2 separate regions of the Homo sapiens genome follow, and region 1 is linked to region 2. Evidence: read pairs that join two places in POLR2A ChIA-PET (ENCODE). Cell type or tissue: GM12878. All regions are shown on one strand.

Region 1 (8,000 bases), 340 kb before region 2:
TTTTATTTTTTAGACGGAGTCTCGCTCTGTTGCCCAGGTTGGAGTGCAGTGGCACCATTTCAGCTCACTGCAAGCTCCACCTTCTGGGTTCACACCATTCTCCTGCCTCAGCTTCCCGAGTGGCTGGGACTACAGGGGCCCGCCACCACGCCTGGCTAAATTTTTTTTGTATTTTTAGTAGAGGCAGGGTTTCACTGTGTTAGCCCGGATGGTCTCGATCTCCTGACCTCGTGATCCGCCCGCCTCGGCCTCCCAAAGTGCTGAGATTACAGGCATGAGCCATGGCGCCTGGCCCTCAGCTTTACTTTCTAATATGGGGTCAACAGGGATACATATAACTTACCTAAACAAAAGCTCTTTGAGCCTCAATAATTTAAGAGTGTAAAGTTGGAAAACCATGATCACAGATAAAGAACAAGAAGTTAAAAATTTAAAGTCTTGACTGGGCATGGTGGCTCACGCCTGTAGTCAGGAGTTCGAGACCAGCCTGGCCAACATGGTGAAAGCCCCCTCTACTAAAAATACAAAAATTAGGCGTGGTAATCCCAGCTACTCAGGAGGCTGAGGCAGGAGAATCACTTGAACCTAGGAGGCGGATGTTACACTGAGCCGAGATTGTGCCACTGCACTCCAGCCTGGGCAACGAGACCGAAACTCCGTATCAAAAAAAAATAATAATAACAAGGGATGTTTGCAGGGAGAGAATTAATAGGACTCGACCTAGAAAAGATGCAGCCTAACTTTTTCTGTAAAGGGTCAGACCGGCTGGGCGCGGTAGCTCACGCCTGTAATCCCAGCACTTTGAGAGGCCGAGGCGGGCAGATCATGAGGTCAAGAGATCGAGACCATCCTGGCTAACATGGTGAAACCCTGTCTCTACTAAAAAAAATACAAAAAATTAGCCAGGCGTGGTGACGGGCGCCTGTAGTCCCAGCTACTAGGGAGGCTGAGGCAGGAGAATGGCATGAACCTGGGAGGTGGAGTTTGCAGTGAGCCGAGATCGCGCCACTGCACTCCAGCCTGGGCGACAGAGCGAGACTTGGTCTAAAAAAGAAAAAAAAGGTGGGGGGCGGTCAGACCGTAAATATGTACTTAGGCTTTGCAGACCACATGTGGTCTCTTTCACAGATATATTTGTTTGTTTTAAACAAGCATTTAAAAATGTAAAAAAAAAAAATGCTGGGTGCAGTGGCTCACATCTGTAATCCCAGCACTTTGGGAGGCCAAGGTGGGCAGATCACCTGAGGTCAGGAGTTCAAGACCAGCCTGACCAACATGGAGAAACCGTCTCTACTAAAAATACAAAATTAGCCAGGCATGGTGGCACGTGCCTGTAATCCTAGCTACTCAGGAGGCTGAGGCAGGTAAATCACTTGAACCCAGGAGGCGGAGGTTGTAGTAAGCCGAGATCACGCCACTGCACTCCAGCCTGGGCAACAAGAGCAAAACTCCGTCTCAAAAAAAAAAAAGTGAAAAAAAATATCAGGGCCAGGCACGGTGGCTCACACTTGTAATTCCAGCTCTTTGGGAGGCCAAGCCAGGCAGATCATCTAAGGTCAGGAGTTTGAGACCAGCCTGGCCAACATGGCAAAACCCTGTCTCTACTAAAAATATAGAAATTAGCTGGGTGTGGTGGTGTGTGCCTATAATCCCAGCTACCCAGGAGGCTGAGGCAGGAGAATCACTGGAACCTGGTGGGCAGAGGCTGCAGTGAGGTGAGATTGCACCACTGCACTCCAGCCTGGGCGACAAAGCAAGACTCCATCTCAAAAAAAAATATTGGCTGCCAGGTCCCTGGCTGGATTTGACCCAGTAGACACAGTTTGCTGACCCCTGACCTAGGAGATAAACAATAAAGGAGGGCCTGGTTGGGCACAGGCACCTGTAATCCCAGCACTTTGGGAGGCTGAGGCAGATCACTTGAGCCCAGGAATTCAAGACTAGCCTGGGCGAAAACAGCAAAACTCTGTCTCTATAAGAAATTAGCCAGGCCTAGTGGCATGTGCCTGTAGTCTCAGCTGCTGGGGACTGGAGTTTGGGAGCTGAGGTGGGAGGATGGCTTGAGCCTGGGAAGTCAAGGCTGCAGTGAGCCATGATCACGTCACTGCACTCCAGCCTGGGTGACAGAGCGAGACCCTGTCTCAAAAAAAAACAAAACAAAACAAAAAAAAACAAGCCTGTGGTGACCCCCAGCTTTCCCTTTCTAGCTTAAACTAATGAAAAGGCTGTGGTATCACAAAATAAAAGGCAAGGGTTTCTGAGTTGTTGTTGTGGGGGTGGCTAGAAGAGAGTTTAGTTTTAGACAGCCCAGATGGAACTGCTAAATAGAGAGCTGGATACAAATATGGAGCTCAGAACAGAGGTCAGGGTTGGAGACAGAGATCTGGTAACCACCAAGATATGAAAGAGTTAAAACTGTGTCCAAGGGGAGAATGTCGAAAGAAAAGAAAGTTAGCTATAATCATGCAAAACACCAGAGAGGGAGGTAAACAAAAGGAGTCTGTGAAGAAAACTAAAAATGAAAGAGATGTAGGCATATTTTAAAATGTTAAAGGACAACAGAAAACTAAGTTGTGGACCTTGACTTATTGCCCAGAAATAATACTAAATCACAGATGTTTCAGAAAGGCAAAGAGGACTGCCTAAGGACAAATTCCCATCGTTCCGATAAACAAACCTTGGCTGCAATTTCCAAGAGGCCAATTGTTACAAGGTCTCTTCCCTAAAACAAAGGTTTGCTCATTGGCCTAGTCAGGCTACTTCTCCTACCCTGGCACCAACCCATTCTTCATAAAAGCCATGCATGGAAGAGGGAACGAAGTACCAGATGGGAACATTCATTCCTCACTTCTGAGGGTTCCTTGCATGAATCGAGGTCCACCAGTTGTAACATCTTTAGCATGTCTTTGCCACTTAGATCATTCTATCCTGGAGAGGGAAGCAACTGACTGACTGGTAAATTTGGGATAAATAGTCTGTTCATGCTCTTCTTCCTCATACGCATAAGCTGTCTGCTGAAGCTGCGTTGAGTGGAGGGTCTGCATACTGCATATGACCTCTCCAATCCAGCACCACTGTGCCCACGGGGTAGGTCTGAATAATGATGGAATTCACTTAGCAAACCAATTTGGCTCTAACCTTAAGCTGCTTCCTTTACCATCACCTTTATCAGTAATAAAAGCAATATTATGGCCCTCATCTGCTAATAGTTTGGTTTTTTGCCATTTATCCAGAACCCGTGTGGAGAAGAGAGGTGCTATTTATTGGCCTTTCTAAATCATAAAATCAGGTTTAACTAAACAACAATCTAATTTTAGATTAATCTAATTATCTATTGTAATCTTAATAAGATAATTCAAGATTTTTTTTAAAGGTTACATTAGTTTCCTGTCTTACTTTTATATGAAAGTTTCTTATCTATTTTGATGGAGAAAGTATTGTCCTTCACATTTGTTTGTAAAATGAAACAGGCAAGACCAACCAACAATAAAGACACAATTGTGACTACAGTTAATTCTGAATGTTCCATTCACTTTCAGATTGCAAGATTTTGGAAAAGATTTCTAAGAACCCTTAATATCATCAAACATAGTCAAGGAAATTATCTTAAATATACTTATCTTGAAATGCCCTCCAAATACTTAAATATGATTCATAAATATTTATCTCTGGTCACTTTTAAAAAGCCTAAGACAAATTATTTGAATAAATGAATTTAGTGATTTCATGCAAAATACTTCCACAACAGCATACATCACACTGTGACATTTTTAGTCTGAAGAAGGGAAAATACACATTCTGCAAAGGGAAGAAATGTAAACAAAATTGGACTAACCATTTTTAAAGACTGCCTCCTGTCTGGGTTCTGTCTGTTTGAACTATGCCAATCATGGGATTCCATTAGAAAAATAAAATTGCCCTGAAACAGTACCTCAAGTGATTAGTGCTACAATGGGCTTTTCTACAAATCATTCCAGACACTGTCCAGGGCTCAGGGCACAGCTCCTCTACTGTTTCCAACATCTATTGCACATTTTAAAAGATAAGGTTATAAGACTGGGTTGTAATAAACACACTGAATGGGTCTGTATCTACACTGAGTTGTAGGTGGCTACAGACCAGGGTAGGCCAGGAAGAAACAGAATTTGGAATGGCAAGGCAGGTGGAACAAGGAGAGCAGCATGCGCTACTAAACTGTAAGCAACTTGATCGATACTCAATCTTATTTGTCTCTTTACAACCTGAAGCACCAGCACAGAGCTTTACACAGTAGGTGTTCAAGCAGTTATTTGTTTAATGGAACTGACTGTTATGGCTGATGAAGCCAGAACTCTGGCTTCTGGATACGTGGCTGTATTTGGGGATTTTATGGTATTTACCTCTTCTGGATTATGACCTGATAGTCTGTGGTAGATTTAAGGGGATGCCTAAAAAGGATACTTAACCATTTAGTTCAGCTGGAATGGAAACACAGAACACCCTCTGCGGCTTTATTTCTTAGAGCTCACGTGCAGAATGGCACATGCCTGATCAGTTTCTGAGTGCCAAGAGTGTTCTCTGTTTTAACAGCACACTCTAGCCAAGATGCTGACACTGGGCATATTCTCCAACTTTCACCTGTCTCCTAGAGCTGCTCAGATCTGATTTAATACTGTCCATGGCGAGTCACAGCTTGAGAGGGGCTGGATCATAATGCTCCATGAAAAGCATCTACTGAAGTAAATGTTAATTTATGGAAGGAGGCACTGAGACACCAAAATGTTTTCTGTTATTCTAAATTCTGTCAGCACAAAGGAGAACCTGTAACCAACATTTTAAGGAAACTAATTTTATAGACTTTTCAGCTTACAGAATTGATAAATTAGAGCTCTAATTTTCATTATCTGGGATATGGCAAAGGTGGAGAATGGAAGAGAAGAGATTCAGAAACAGTCAATGTAGTAACCTGGAAGGCCCTTCAACAAAACTGAGCCTGTGTTTTGTTCATTTTCTTATCCCTCAAAGCATCTAGCAGGAGCCTTTTGCCAAAGGCATTCAGTAAATGTTTTCTGAATCAAGTTGTTGCGAAAGCATTCTCAGCACACACCAATCCAGCATGCCATAAGTTTAGCAACCCTTAACTCTCTCCCTAGCAAATGCTTTCAGTTCCCCTTATTGTGAAATATTTTTCTTCTAGGAAATATATTTTAACTTCACAATATATAAATGAGAAATGCCAGAATCTCCTACAAGATGTAATTTTAAAAGGGAGGAGGGCATGTACTCAACAAAGTTTGAGGAAACTGTGGTCTTAGTCTGGGGATAATATTTTTATATCAACACATAATAGACATTTTAGCTTTAAAGAGAAATGGAACACACATGAGGATAAAGTAAAACCCCCAAATTTGTGATTTTTTTAAAGTTGTGCTTCATTTTTACAAAATGAATGAAGACAAATATAAATATTTTACGTTAAAAAGCAAAGAACAACCTAAGCAAAGCAATATAACTGGAGCTGTGTTGTAACAAACTCTAAAGAGAAGGCTTCGGCAATGCTGTCACACAGCTGCATCCATAAATGTCTTTTCCTAAAGGAATAGTTAAACTAAAAGTTGAACTGGAAAGACAGATGCATCTTTTAAATAAACTTCCAGGCCTGGCTGTATGTTAAAGTTACACAAATAATTAAAATGCCTAGGTCTCAGGCTGGGCGCGGTGGCTCACGCCTGTAATTCCCACATTTTGGGAGGCCGAGGCAGGAGGATCACGAGGTCAAGAGATCGAGATCGAGACCATCCTGGCTAACATGGTGAAACCCTGTCTCTACTAAAAATACAAAAAATTAGCCAGGCGTGGTGGCACACGCCTGTAGTCCCAGTTACTTGGGAGGCTGAGACAGAAGAATCACTTGAACCCAGGAGGCGGAGGGTGCAGTGAGCCAAGATCACGCCATTGCACTCCAGCCTAGGTGACAGAGTGAGACTCCGTCTCAAAAAAAAAAAAAAAAAAAAAACGCCTAGGTTTCAAAGGTCACAGATAATTCGATTCCCATCTACCTATAGCCAAAGCCTTTCAAAAGGCTGCCAATAGGCGGGGTGTGGTGGCTCACGCCTGTAATCCCAGCACTTTGGGAGGCCAAGGCAGGGTGGATCACCTGAGGTCAGAGGTTCGAGACCAGCCTGGCCTTCATGGCATAACCCCATCTCTACTAAAAATATAAATTTTAGCTAGGCATGGTGGCGCACACCCGTAGTCCCAGCTACTCGGGAGGCTGAGGCAGGAGAATCTCTTGAACCCAGGAGGTGGAGGTTGCAGTGAACCGAGATCGTGCCACAGCACTCTAGCCTGGGTGACAGAGTAAGACTCCATCTCCAAAAAAAAAAAAAAAAAAGAGGCTGCCAATAATAACATATTCTCTTTGAGACCTTCCCTACTACCCCATCCTTCCCCAACCCCTCCACTACATTGCGATGGCATTTTCTTTTCATACCTCTATTATCACTTACCTCAATATACAATCATATTTTAATTTCATTGTTATTACAAATTGGTTCTTGATTAGACTATAAGCTCCTTGTGGACAACAGCTGGGTCATAGTAATTTTGCTACATTTAATATCTGCTAAATAAACAGTCAATAAAAGTTTTGTTGAAAAAATGAAGCCAAAATTTCTGAGAGAATAAAACCAAAACTTCTGAAAACCTTGTTTCACAAACTTAAATCTAGTCACTCAAAAGAAGGCTTCAAGTAACCTGAAGTATTGTAAAAAAAATTATTTGTTTATGCATCATATATCCATATATTTAATGCCTATATCTTTATTTTATTGTTTGTTGTTGTTTTCTTTGTTGGGGGACCGAGTTTCACTCTTGTTGCCCAGCCCATCGCAGTGGCGCGATCTCGGCTCATTGTAACTTCTGCCTCCCGGATTCAAGTGATTCTCTCGCCTCAGCCTTCCAAGTAGCTGGGATTACAGGCATGTGCCACCACACCTGGCTAATTTTGCATTTTTAATAGAGACAGGGTTTTACCATGTTGGTCAGGCTGGTCTTGAACTCCTGACCGCAAGTGATCCGCCTGCCTCAGCCTCCCAAAGTGCTGAGATTACAGGTATGGGCCACTGCGCCCAGCCATTTACTGCCTGTATCTTTATACACCAAAATGTCAGCAACTGGCTCATGTAGAACAATGTTCGCACTTAGTAGGTGCTCAAATATTTACTGATCCAATTAATATCGCTAGAACACTCTGGGTATTCAAATATACATATATACACACATACATATATAGAATATACATACTATACACTACAGAATGTAAAAGACAAATCCCCAAGAGATCTAGATATCAAGATTTCAAGATATCAAGATTTTAAATCGGATATCTAAAGGAAAAATCGGAGAACTTCTTCATTTTAAATCAGGGCACGGAAAATGTTCCAGAGTTGATTTTCAGAAGTGATAAAGCAATCATGACACAGCAAAACCCAGTCAAACAAGTGAATCTCTCATAAAGGAATCAGAGCACTTCATTCACTGAAGAGACAAGTTTCTACAACCAAACTGCAAAAGATTTCTGAGTTTAACAACTTGCAACAGATGTCAACACAGAAGTTCAGCTGTTACATCTTGGAAGTTAGATGGGTTTTAGACTTATTAGTTTTACAATAAATATAAAAATGATTAAAACTAAAATATTTTAAAAGACCAGCATGTATCTGATCTCTATGTATCTCTTAAAAATTATAAAAATAATTGCAAAAGCAAAATCTGTAGAGAGGTCAATATTTACCTGATATTTATATAATAACTCTTAAGATAATCATTATAGTTTATTTAAAGGTGCAGTATAGTTTAGTAAAACACAGCAGAATCTCAAGCCACAATTGGTAAAATACTGAGAAGTCAAAAGAAAACAGTCTGGTGGCCATCAGTAAGGCTAAACCATCTCTAACTGCACCTACAAAGGAGTTAAGAGTGCCAGCCATCCCTTAGAGCCTCCCTGCCAACTCACTGGA
Region 2 (8,000 bases):
GGAACCCCCTGCATATTAGCTTTTTAAGAAAATCTTTTCCGGCCGGGTGCGGTGGCTCACGCCTGTAATCCCAGCACTTTGGGAGGCTGAGGCAGGCGGACACCTGAGGTCAGGAGTTGGAGACCAGTCTGGCCAACATGGTGAAACCTCATCTCTACTAAAAATACAAAAAGCTTATCCGGGTGTGGTGGTGCGTGCCTGTAATCCCAGCTACTTGGGAGGCTGAGGCAGGAGAATCACTTGAACCTGGGAGGCAGACGTTGCAGTGAGCCGAGATCACGCCACTGCACTCCAGCCTGGGCGACAGAGTGAGACTCCATGTCAAAAAAAAAAAAAAAGAAAAAAAAATATTTTCCTACTTAATAGGTAAAATGTTGTTAGCATTGTTTGAATTTGCATTTTGAGGTTGAACATCTTTTCTGTTTAAGAGTCATGAGATGTTCTTTTTGTGAACTGTATGTTTTTGTTTTTTTTGAGATGGAGTCTGGCTCTGTCACCCAGGCCAGAGTGCAGTGGTGCAATCTCGGCTCACTGCAACCTCCACCTCCCGGGTTCAGGCGATTCTCGTGCCTCAGTCTCTCTAGTAGCTGGAATTTCAGGTGCCTACCACCATGCCTGGCTAATTTTTGTATGTTTAGTAGAGACAGGGTTTTGCCAGGTTGGCGGGGCTGGTTTCCAACTCCTGACCTCAGGTGATCCACCCACCTCCATCTCCCGAAGTGCTGGGATCACAGGCATGAGACACCGCACCCAGCCGTGAACAGTATGTTTATATCTGCCTTTTTATTTATTCAGTTGTCATTTTCCTGCTTATTAGTAGTTATTTATATTCTAGGGAAATTAATTTTTTGTCTGTAATATAAGTTGCAAATATATTTTCAGCTTGTCAATTGAATCACAGCAGTTCTAATCCCACTTTCTTCCTAGTTATGGTCAACGAAGTGCCAGAAATTTTTGGTAGCCCTTTTACCCTACCCCATTAGAGAGTTCTGCTCAATTGCAGAGCAGTACTACATGGCGACTGAGATGCTTGTTAATATCTGATTATTAAAATTAGACAGTGATAGGATTGGGGGCTGGGCACGGTGGCTTACACCTGTAATCCCAGCACTTTGGGAGGCCAAGGCTGGTGGATCACTTGAGGTCAGGAGTTCGAGACCAGCGTGGCAAACTTGGTGAAACCCGTCTCTAGTAAAAAAACAAAAATTAGCCGGGCATAGCGGTGCACACCTGTAATCCCAGCTACTCAGGAGAATCACTTGAACCCGGGAGACAGAGGTTGCAGTGAGCCGAGATTACACCACTATACTCCAGCCTAGGAGACTGAGCAGGACTCCTTCTCAAAAAAAAAAAAAAAAAAAAAAAGTGATAGGATTGGAAGACCCTTTATGTAATACTCTTTCTTGGCTGGGCATGGTGGCTCATGCCTGTAATTTCAACACTTTGAAAGGCTGAGACAGGAGGATCACTTGAGCTCAGGAGTTTGAGACCAGCTTGGGCAACATAGCGTGACCCTATACTAAAAAAAATTTTTTTAAATTAGTCGGGTGTGATGGTAGACGTCTTTAGACCCAGCTTCTTGCAAGGCTGAGGTAGGAGAATTGCTTGAGTCCTGGAGGTCAAGGCAAGCTACAGGGTCTTACTCTGTAGCTCAGGCTAGAGTACAGTGGCATGATCGTAGCTCGCTGCAGCCTCAACCTCCCTGGCTCAAGGAATCCTCCTATCTCAGCCTCCCCGGTAGCTGGGACTGCAGGCGTGCACCACACCTGGCTAATTTTTGTATTTTTCGTAGAGACAGGGTTTTACTGTGTTGCGCAGTCTGGTCTCGAACTCCTGGGTTCAAGCGATCCGCCCAGCTCGGCCTCCCAAAGTGCTGGGATTACAGGTGTGAGCCACTGCACCAGGCCTGAGGCTGCTTTTTTTCTTCTTCTTTTACCTCCTACTCCAAATGCCTCATGAATTCTGAAATTCTACCTTTAGGCAGAGGACAGTGCCCTTTTCTAGGGGTGGGGCTGAGTTCTGCTAAGGCAGGCCCAAGGAGAGGCACATAATGGTGATTCTCCACGTGGTGGTGCTGACTTCAATGCATGACTCAGAGGTCTGGAGGAAGCCAGGTTAAGGTTGTTCTAGGGCCAGGCATGGTGGCTCATGCCTGTAATCTCAGCAGTTTGAGAGACCAAAGCAGGCGTATCTCTTGAGGCCAGGAGTTCGAGACAAGCCTGGCCAACATGGTGAAACCCTGTCTCTACTAAAAATGCAAAAATTAGCCAGGTGTGGTGGGGCATGCCTGTAATCCCAGCTACTTGGGAGGCCGAGGGATGAGAATCACTTGAACCCAGGAAGCGGAGGTTGCAGCTAGCTGAGATCGTGCCACTGCACTCCAGCCTGGGCAACAGAGCAAGACTCTGTCTCAAAAAAAAAAAAAAAGGTTGTTCTGGGTGGTCTGGAGATTTGTGCAGCTTGTACCTGCACAAATCTCCGGACCACTTAGTCTTTAAATGGAGAAAACCTGTTCCTCCTTGAAAAGAACTTTAATTTTTTTCTCAGAGGTCTTCCAATCCAAGTAATAAAAATGACAAAATGATAAAAGTAATAACAAATAATTATTTATGAAATCTAAGATGTCATCAACTATAGCTGTGCCACTATTTTTGCATCTCTAAGAAAAAATGCTGATTAAACTAATCACTGCTTATTACAAACTTTTCTCACATATCACTCTTGTGCATATGTAAAATAATTTTTCCTTAAATGCCAAACATAGTATGATCTTTTAAAAGACATTTTTAAGTGGCATTTAAAACATATAATAATAGCTGTGTGCTGTGGCTCAAGCCTTTAATCCCAGCACTTTGGAAGGCTGAGGCAGGTGGATCACATGAGGTCAAGAGTTCAACACCAGCCTGGCCAACATGGTGAAACCCTGTCTTTAGTAAAAAATACAAAAATTAGCCGGGCATGGTGGCACATGCCTGTAATCTTAGCTACTTGAGAGGCTGGGGTAGGAGAATGCTTGAACCCGGGAGGCGGAGATTGCAGTGAGCCGAGATTGTGCCATTGCACTCCAGCCTGGGCAACAAGAGCGAAACTCTGTCTCAAACAAAACAAAACCATGTAGTACCATCAAATACTTTTAACTGAGTTAAAATGACAATATCAATAACTTACACTAAATTCAACATGTACAGGCAATGTGACTATCTCTCAACCATTTGGCTGAGAACAATTGTAAGATATCAGGCATAAATATGGGAGGGGAAATGTATATGTTGGAATTAATGCATTGCTGTATGGACTTAACTAATTTCAAAATGTTTTTACACATGATTACATTTAATCTTCCTGGCAATCCTGAAAGTAGATTGTAACTTCTTTCTAGATAAGGAAACTGAGGCTTAGAGAGATTAAGTCACTTGCCAGAGATCACAGTTAATAAGCAGCAAAACTGGGGCTTAAAGCCTAGACTTTCTGCTCTATCCAATTGTTTCAGCATTTGACCTTATCCACGGGGATCTTGTTGTTATATCAGAGCAGATGACTGGAATAGCTGCAGGAAGTGAGGTCTGCTCTGATTTACAGCTTCTTCTGATAGAGTTGATTAAAAGCAACTGCTGGCAGAAATAGGTATGCAGACTGTTTTTTTGGGTTTGTTTGTTTTGAATCTCGCTCCGTCACCTAGGCTAGAGTGCAGTGGCGTGATCTCAGCTCACTGCAACCTCCGCCTCCTGGGTTGAGGCGATTCTCGTCCCTCAGCCCCCCGAGTAGCTGGGATTATAGGTGTGCGCCACTATGCCTGGCTGATTTTTGTATTTTTAGTAGAGGTGGGGTTTCACCATGCTGGCCAGGCTGGTCTTGAACTCCTGACCTCAGGCGATCCACCCACCTCGGCCTCTGAAGTGCTGGGATTACAGGCATGAGCCACTTCACCCAGCCCAGAACTGGTTTTCTTAAAGATTAAAAGTGGCTGGGGGGCTGGGCCTGGTGGCTCATGCCTGTAATCCCAGCATTTGGGGAGGCTGAGGCCAGCAGATCACTTAAACTCAGGAGTTTGAGACTGGCCTGGTCAACATGGTGAAACCCTGTCTCTACGAAAAATACAAAATTAGCCAGGTGTGGTGGTGTGCATCTGTGGTCCCAGCTACTCAGGAGGATGAGGTGGTGGGATCACTTGAGCCCTGGAGGCGGAGGTTGCAGTGTGACAAGATCACGCTACTGAACTTCAGCCTGGGTAACAGAGGGAAATCCCATCTCAAAAAAAAAAAAAAGAAAAAAGAAAGTAGCCGGGCTGGTGGCTCATGCCTGTAATCTCAATACTTTAGGAGGCTGAAGCATGAGGATCACTTTAGCTCAGGAGTTTGAGACCAGCCTAGGCAACATGGCAAGACCCCATCTCTACAAAAATAAAAAAATTAAGCCAGGTGTGGTGGTGTGCACTTACATAGTCCCAGCCACTCAGGAGGCTGAGACAGGAGGTTTGCTTGAGCCCGGGAGGTCAAGGCTGCAGTGAACCATGATGAACCATGGTTGTACCACTGGATTCCAGCCTGAGCAACAGAGTGAGACCCTATCTCAAAAAAAAAAAAAAAAAAAAAAAAGCTGGGCACTCACTTTGGGAGGCCGAGGCAGGTGGATCACTTGAGGTCAGGAGTTCGAGACCAGCCTGGCCAACATGGTAAAACCCCATCTCTACTAAAACTACAAAAATTAGCTGGGCATGGTGGTGGGTGCCTGTAATCCCAGCTGTTCTGGAGGCTGAGACAGGAGAATCACTCGAACCCGGGAGGTAGAAGTTGCAGTGAGCCGAGATCGCACCACTGCACTGCAGCCTGGGCAATAAGCGTGAGACTTCATCTCAAAAAAAGATAAAAAATTGAAAGAGTAAAAATATAAGTTTAATTTGAGACATTCTTTCCTTCCCTTCTCTGAAGGTACCAGAAAGCAGCTGAAGAAACAAACATGGAGAAGAAGAGAAGTGTAAGTATTCAGAAATTCCAGGGCATGTGGCACTTCTTGAGCAGAATTGTGTGGCCAAGCCACCTGCAGCCTCTGTGGGGCTTGGGTTCTATGTCAGCTGAGTGGACATTTGTGCCAGCTGGTGTGATCTCTGAGCCATTTGCTCAGGACAACTTGGCTTAGTGCAGGGAATCTTATTTTTTCACTGCTTTTCTCCTTTTGAACCACTTTTTCTTTCCTGTGTTGAGTGAAGGACAAGAGGCCAAATGCTTGCCTGAGGTTAGTAAAATGGCTTCTACTCAAATGAGAACACAGGGTTTCCTAGGTGGTCTTCCTTTTTTCCAAATCAGACAATCAGAACTTCTACATCTGTGCATTTAAATGGTAGTAGCTGTGCAGCTGTTGTCATCTTCTGGGTTTTTTGTTTAAAGCAAACTTCTTGACCCAATCTAGTTAGCAAGTTTCCTAGCTGCAGGATCTACCAAAGACAAAAACCTCCAGAATAAACTCTCTGCTTCTACCCGTTCTCTAGTCTCCGTGCTTGCTAACTTCCGGTGAGGCTGAATAATACATGTCTTTTGAAATTTTACTTGATTTAATCTTGTGAGGAAAAAAACTCATATGTTTGGTCAATAATTCCTTAATTCGGATGGCATTACAAAAACATCCTCCTGGCAGTTTTCAGTAGCTAACCTATTTAAATTAGTGCATAATATGTTCCTGTAAATTTGTTCTAAGGCTAAGGTCCTTGGCTTCATTTTCCTGTAATTAAAAAATGGGTCTCCTCTGGTGCATTATAAGAAAAAACTGGCCGGGTGCGGTGGCTCACGCCTGTAATCCCAGCACTTTGGGAGACCGAGGCGGGCAGATCACGAGGTCAAGAGATCGAGACCATCCTGGCTAACACGGTGAAACCCCGTCTGTACTAAAAATACAAAAAAATTAGCCGGGCGTGGTGGCGGGCGCCTGTAGTCCCAGCTACTCGGGAGGCTGAGGCAGGAGAATGGCGTGAACCTGGGAGGCGGAGCTTGCAGTGAGCCGAGATCACGCAACTGCACTCCAGCTTGACTCTGCAGTCAGCCAGAGCGAGACTCTGTCTCAAAAAAAAAGAAAAAGAAAAAAAGAAAAAACTACCATTACTTTACTCAACTGCTGGTTTCTTTTCTTCCTTCCCTCTTGCCTCTGTTTTTCCCCCAACTTGCTCCTTTCTTTCTTCCTTCCCTTCACTGTCATCCATTTAACAAGTTTTCACTGAGCACCTACTACATGCCAAGCACAGACTACATCCCAGCCCTCGTGGAATTTACATTCTAGTGCAAAAGACAGACAATAAAGAAATTGTGTCAGTATGGCTGGGCGCGGTGGCTCACGCCTATAATCCCAGCACTTTGGGAGGCCGAGGCAGGCAGATCACCTGAAGTTAGGAGTTGGGAGACCAACCTGGCCAAGATGGTGAAACCTTGTCTCCACTAAAAATACAAAAATTAGCTGAGTGTGTTGGCACATGCCTGTAGTCCCAGCTACTCTGGAGGCTGAGCCAGGAGAATCACTTGAACCCGGGAGGCAGAGATTGCAGTAAGCCGAGATAGCACCACTGCACTCCAGCCTGGGCGACAGAGTGAGACCCCGTCTCAAAAAAAATAAAAAAATTTAAAAAAGAAATTGTGTCAGTAGTGATTAGTGCTGTGGAACAGCATGAGGCAGGTAAGGAGGATAGAGTCTAGGGTGGTCAATGAAGGCCTGTGGTGAGGAAACGTTTGAGCAGAGATTTGAAGACATGAGCCAGGGAGAAGAGTCAGGCAGAAGGAACCGCTTGTGCGGATGTCCTCAGGCAAGAACAGTCTTGGTGTGTTTGAGGAATAGAAGAGAAAGGTCAAATGGTGTCATTGTAAAGACCTGGGCTTTAACTCTGAATGCAAGGAGGCCTTTGGAGAGGGTTTATATGCAAAGGAGTGATGTGGTCTGACTTAAATTTTTTTTTCTTTTTTTATTATTATACTTTAAGTTCTAGGGTACATGTGCACAACATGCAGGTTTGTTACATATGTATACATGTGCCATGTTGGTGTGCTGCACCCATTAACTCGTCATTTACATTAGGTATATCTCCTAATGCTATCCCTCCCCGCTCTCCCCACCCCACAACAGGCCCCCGTGTGTGTGATGTTCCCCTTCCTGTGTCCAAGTGTTCTCATTGTTCAATTCCCACCTGTGAGTAAGAACATGCGGTGTTTGGTTTTTTGTCCTTGCGATAGTTTGCTGAGAATGATGGTTTCCAGCTTCATCCATGTCCCTGCAAAGGACATGAACTCATCCTTTTTTATGGCTGAAGAGAAGGCTCTAATCCCAGCACTTTAGGAGGCCAAGGCGGGAGGATCGCAGGAGGCCGAGGTGGGAGGATTGCTTGAGGCCAGGAGTTCAAGACTAGCCTGGGCAACCTAGTGAGACCCTGTATCTCTATTTTTTAAATGTAAAAAAATAGAAGGAAGAGAATGTAGAGGAACAATAATGGCAGGAGCATGGAGACCAATTAAGAGACAATTATAATGATTTAGGCCAGGTATAATATGGTTTGGACTAGAGTAGTAGCAGTATAGGTGTTGAGAAGTGGTCAGGATGTATGTTGAATGTAGAGAGAAAGAAGAATCAAGAATGGCAGCAGTGGCTCTGCCACAGTGGCTTGTGCCTGTAATCCCAGAACTTTGGGAGGTCAAGGCAGAAGGATCACTTGAGGTCAGGAGTTCAAGATCAGCCTGGGCAATATAGCAGACCCCATCTCTATTACAAAAAGTAAAAAATAAAAGAATAGCAACAATGTTTTTGGCCCAAACACAATTAAATTAAAATACCATTAATTGAGATGGGGAAGACTACAGTAAAAGCAGATTAGAGAGGGAGAAATAGTAGAAGCTCAGTTTTGCACATGTAAACTGTAACATGTTTTATTAAGACATCCAAATGGAAATGTCAGTAGGAACTTGGATACTATATAAAAATCTAGAATTGGAAGAGATCCCCGCTGCGGATAAAATGGACATGTGTCAAAG

What was found. ChIA-PET counts read pairs that join two places held together with the same protein. Peaks named below come from ENCODE experiments on the same cell type or tissue, not always from the same donor. Only the 100,000 strongest peaks of a DNase experiment are listed, where the experiment ranks them.
Region 1: POLR2A ChIA-PET joins it to region 2 with 10 read pairs; 2 of 35 experiments call an interaction of 5 or more read pairs at or near these places.

What each region holds. Positions count from the first base shown.
Region 1 is chr12:50,569,544-50,577,543 of GRCh38, reverse strand. The region is part of intron 1 of DIP2B (disco interacting protein 2 homolog B); the gene reads right to left. Among named protein-coding and RNA genes, the nearest start is that of DIP2B, 69 kb to the right of the region's middle. RefSeq lists an enhancer at 1,984-2,083. In GM12878, no CTCF peak of the experiment used is centred here; no DNase peak of the experiment used is centred here; H3K4me3 peaks cover 226 bases; H3K27ac peaks cover 1,638 bases.
Region 2 is chr12:50,228,639-50,236,638 of GRCh38, reverse strand. LIMA1 (LIM domain and actin binding 1) reads left to right here. Exons shown (of 11, transcript NM_016357.5): 3 at 4,929-4,974. It overlaps MIR1293 (microRNA 1293), which reads left to right and starts at 2,427; the gene lies at 2,427-2,497. RefSeq lists enhancers at 782-1,281, 1,282-1,783, 4,221-4,270 and a silencer at 1,985-2,124. In GM12878, no CTCF peak of the experiment used is centred here; no DNase peak of the experiment used is centred here.